Regions from separate parts of the Homo sapiens genome. Here region 2 is linked to region 1. Evidence: read pairs that join two places in POLR2A ChIA-PET (ENCODE). Cell type or tissue: endothelial cell of umbilical vein. All regions are shown on one strand.

The links. Peaks named below come from ENCODE experiments on the same cell type or tissue, not always from the same donor. Only the 100,000 strongest peaks of a DNase experiment are listed, where the experiment ranks them.
Region 2: POLR2A ChIA-PET joins it to region 1 with 11 read pairs; 2 of 35 experiments call an interaction of 5 or more read pairs at or near these places.

What each region holds. Positions count from the first base shown.
Region 1 is chr6:134,298,264-134,300,763 of GRCh38, reverse strand. All of the region lies in intron 1 of SGK1 (serum/glucocorticoid regulated kinase 1), which reads left to right. It also overlaps the pseudogene KRT8P42. Among named protein-coding and RNA genes, the nearest start is that of SGK1, 19 kb to the left of the region's middle. In endothelial cell of umbilical vein, no CTCF peak of the experiment used is centred here; a DNase peak (open chromatin) is centred at 1,323; H3K27ac peaks cover 1,149 bases.
Region 2 is chr6:134,549,571-134,552,070 of GRCh38, reverse strand. No RefSeq gene overlaps it. Among named protein-coding and RNA genes, the nearest start is that of LINC03002, 11 kb to the right of the region's middle. In endothelial cell of umbilical vein, no CTCF peak of the experiment used is centred here; DNase peaks (open chromatin) are centred at 690, 1,250 and 2,060; H3K27ac peaks cover 2,317 bases.

The DNA.
Region 1 (2,500 bases):
CTACTCGGGAGGCTGAGGCAGGAGAATTGCTTGAACCCAGGAGGTGGAGGTTGTAGTGAGCCGAGATCATGCCATTGCACTCCAGCCTGGGCAACAGAGCGAGACTCCATCTCCAAAAAAAAAAAAAAAAACCAAACATTTATTTTTAACTCCTTTCTCTTTATCTCCAGGGCCTATCCCTTGGTGCAAGCCACCACCATCTTTCTTTCTTTTTTTTTTTTTTTTTGAGACAGAGTCTTGCGCTGTTGCCCAGGCTGGAGTGCAGTGGCGCGATCTCGGCTCACTGCAACCTCCGCCTCCCGGGTTCATGCCATTCTCCTGCCACAGCCTCCCGAGTAGCTAGGACTACAGGCGCCCGCCACACGCCTGGCTAATTTTTTTGAATTTTTAGTAGAGTTGGGGTTTCACCATGTTAGCCAGGATGGTCTTAATCTTCTGACCTCGTGATCTGCCCGTCTCGGCCTCCCAAAGTGCTGGGATTACAGGCGTGAGCCATTGCGCCCCGCCTGCCACCACCATCTTTCACCTTAACTCATCTCTTAACTCATCTCTCCCCATCTTCTTTCTCCCTGCCTTTCCCTCCTTAACATCCCCATGAAAAAATTACAGCACTTTAGACAAATTAACATCTTTCTCATAGTAATAAGGTTTTCCTGAGGGAAGAAGGCATTGAGAGAGAAAAGTACTTCCCTAGAGTCACATAGAGAAATGGCAAATATGATGTTAGAAGCCAGGTTCCTTTTTTAGTGGCAATAAACTCTCTTATTTTCTCAGTTATCTGCTGTGTGTTTTTTTTCTCTCTCTCTTTTTGACTTACTTTCTTTTTTTGAATTAAAAAAGCATTTTATTTTGTGAAGAATTGAGGTATTTGGACCTTCTTGAGTATAGGTGATGCTAACATGCTTTAGTTTAAATTTCATTATCCGACTCCTCCAAACTCAGGGCAAAAAAAAAAAAAAAGTCACAGGGATTGGAAAAGCTACCAGAGGCTCTAAAAACCTGTCAGAAGGAAATGCCTAAACTAGAATGAACAGGCATATCCAAACATTGAGTATTTCCACATTGGAAATCTTTTTTTTTAAGTGGTTTACTAAGCCAGAGTTTAATAATTATGCTAATGAGCATACTTGTTATGAGTTTTACTGTATGTCAGCCAACCACTCTGCATAGTTTTCAAAGTCCTCCCTGTTCTGCACACATCAGCATACCTTACCTCACTCCCTTCACTTCTTGGCATAACTCCCCACCTCTGATCTCTCAGGAAGCTTGTTTTGCTCACAATTTCACCCTTACTCCACACTTAGCTAAATTCTGCATATGTTTCCAGAGCCAGCTTTTGTTCCATGTGATCTATGACACTTACTCAGCTATTATTTTTTTTGTTTTGTTTGTTTTGTTTGAGATAAGGTCTAGCTCTGCTGCCGAGACTAGAAGGCAGTGGCACAATCACAGCTCACTGCATCCTCGACCTCACTGGCTCAAGCGATCCTTGCACCTCAGCCTCCAGAGTAGCTGGAACTATAGGCATGAGCTGCCATGCCTGGCTTTTTTTTTTTTTTTTGTAATTTTTTTGTAAGGATGAGGTTTCCCTGGGTTATCCTGGCTGCCAGCTACTGTGAATTGCACAGATTGCTTTCTTTAAATGCAATTAAATTAAGAGCTGAGAGCTGGGTGCTGTGGCTCACACCTGTAATCCCAGCACTTTGGCAGGTCGAGGCAGGTGGATCACGAGGTCAGGAGATTGAGACCATTCTGGCCAGCATGGTGAAACCCCTGCTCTACTAAAAATACAAAAATTAGCTGGGCATGGTAGTGCATGCCTGTAATCCCAGCTACTCAGGAGGCTGAGGCAGGAGAATCACATGAACCAAGGAGGTAGAGGTTGCAGTGAGCCGAGATTGAGCCACTGCACTCCAGCCTGGGCGACGGAGAGAGACTCCATCTCAAATAAATAAATAAATAAATAAATAAATAAATAAGAGCTGAATGCTATCAAGAAGCAGCTTCTTCACTCCTTCTGGAATCTCTGCCTGGTTCAGCCCGCCTGCCTCCACTCCTGCCTCCACCATGTCCATCAGGGTGACCCAGAAGTCCTACAAGTTGTCCATCTCTGGCCCCCGGGCCTTCAGCAGCCGCTCCTACACGAGTGGGCCCAGTACCTGCATCAGCTCCTCAAGCTCCTCCTGAGTGGGCAGCAGCAGCTTCCAGGGTAGCCTGGGTGGAGGCTATGGTGGGGCCAGCGGCATGGGAGGCATCACTGCCGTCACAGTCAACCAGAGCCTGCTGAGCCCACTTAATCTGGAGGTGGATCCCAACATCCAGGCCTGCGCACCCAAAAGAAGGGGAAGATCAAGACCCTCAGCAACAAGTTTGCCTCCTTCATAGGCAAGGTACGGTTCCTGGAGCAGCAGAACAAGATGCTAGAGACCAAGTGGAGCCTCCTGCAGCAGCAGAAGACAGCTTGGAGCAACATGGACAACATGTTCGAGAGCTACTTCAA
Region 2 (2,500 bases), 250 kb before region 1:
TTTCCAGTCTACCAATAAGCCTCTCAAAGGTATCCTTCATTTATCTTCGTGTTTTTTCTTTTTAGTATTTTTTATTCTTTCTTAGAGTTTACATTTCTCCACTTAAATTACCCATCTGTTCTTGCATGTTATCTATTTTTTACATTAGTACCCTCAGATTTTAATCATAGCTATTTTAAATTCCCTGTCTGTTGATTTCAATGTCTGCGTCATATCTGAGCCTGGTTTTGAGGCTGCTTTATCTTTCTAGATTGTGCGTTTTCTTGCATTTGGTTTGCCTTACAATTTTTTTGTGTGTGTGTGGAAAGCCAGATGTGTCATACTGGGTAATAGGGACAGAGGTATATTGATCTCTAGTGTGAGGTTTTATGCTAATCTGCTAGGTGCTGGGCTGTGTTTAATATCTGAGGTAATTAAGGTGCCAGAGGCTTCAAATTCCTCTAGTGTACTTTTTTTGGTCTCTTCTTCAGTTTTGGCTTCCCGGAGTACTCCTGCTCAGAGAGAGTTTGTGTGTTTCAACCCTAAGGTCATGACTCCTAAGAGTTTCTCATTCCTAGGCAAATGCACACTCAGCCTCTAGCAATTTGTCAGAATTGCCATCTAAGCGTTCTTACCAGTTTGTGAACTCCGGAGGCAGCTGCTTCCAGTGAGCAGATCTCAGCTGGACTCATTTCTGGATTCCAGAATTTTGCAGGGATAATGGGAACAGAGTTTGTTCCTCACGTCTCTGATGGGTCCAAGAAAAGTTGATAATTTTCAGTTTTTCAGTTTGATCTTGTTGTAAGGATGGAAATGACAGCTTCCAAGCTCTTTACACATCAGAGCTGAAACTGGAAGTCTCTTGGCAGAGGAGATATTTCGATAGATACTGCCAAATTGCCATTCAAAACAATTGCAACAGTTTACATTCCCATAAATAATATATGCAATGACTTAAATACAATTAGTTTTAAATAGCTTGAAACAACTAAGAACACTTGCTAGTATTTGACCTTGAGACTGTGGGACAAACCCTAATAGCATGAATATCAGAGAAAGTCTTAAAACTAAGAGGGAGGAATCAGGAGGGGAGGTTGTGTTCTAATGTATTATAAATTTAGCATTCCTCCACTTATGCTCTTTCTTAGTTTCAAAAAAAAAAAGAAGTAATGAGTGAAAACACTGATGGTGCTAATGAATTGGTGGGTTTGCATGTACCTAGCCTCACACATATAAAATGCGTCAGAATTTTCCATGAGTCAGGAATCACAATTGAAATTCCTGACCTTGGTCTGGCTCCAGGAGGGAACGTAGCTTCTTCGCTATTGTATGCATGCAGCTGACTTCTTCTATACAGGAAGTAATCCTTGATGGTTTCAAACTGTGCCTCTTCTCTCTTTTTTAAAACAAAAATGTGCTCCATTAAAATTTCTCTTAATCTCTTTGATTACAGCCAGAGAAATAATAAGTGCTTTTTCCCTTACCTGTCCTTGTAGAGATGATGATGCAGCAGTGAGTTGATTTTTTTTTTTCCCACATGAATGTTATTTTTCCATAAGTCCTTTTTCTGTGAGTGGAAAATTCACTTCAAAATCCAGTAAATGGTTTTTTAAAGTCAGCAAGGGGCAAAACCCTAACAAACCAATGATCTTTCTATTGACCACAATCCTTCAACTTTTATTCTTACCTTGTTGGAAATTTTATCCTGGAATTTGATAATCTTTAGTATAAAGTAAAATAATTGAAAAAGAAAGGTCTGATACATATTTGAGGGTCAAAATGTTCAAAAAAAAATAAGTCAAATAGTTTGGTGTAATAGAGCCATCTTAACTCAAGCTTTAGTTACCCCAAAAGTGACTGAAGAGAAGACTGTCTTAAATGGGCTATTTCATTATTGTTAAAAGCTACAGTTTCATTTGTTCACTCACTCTGGTATAAATATCTACTAATGGTAAATGAACTCTCTGTTCTAAAGAATGTAAAAAGGCTCTCCATCCTTGATAACAATAAGCTATGGACAGGAAATGAAATATGAAGCAAAGCCAAAACTCTTCTTTCAGCTTTGTTTTGTTAAGCTCTGTTCTCATAAGATATTGTCAGTCACAATGAAATGTGACTTTACTAAATGTTATCATTTAATAACATAGAGGATATAAAAATAAAACTTCACCCCCAGGTGCTGAGATTGGGACAAACTGAAGAAGTTATTTCCACATTTACATGATATTATTGCTATAAACAGTATTGAAAACTGTCTAATATTCAAGTTTCTTTTTAAAAACAATTCAAGTTCAATCCCTCTGACCATAGAATTATATCTGTTTTGTAGTTTAAAGCATCATCCAATACAAATTCAAACTTTCATCTGCATTCACTGATCCAATTCTTTAGACACTATTTTTTTTTTACTAAAAACAATTTAAGAACATAAAAATTTGAAGTAAATATGAATTATTATTTTTTAAAGAGTCCATGTAGTCACAAAAAGTAAACTCAGTGATCCAAATGAAAGCTTATAGAT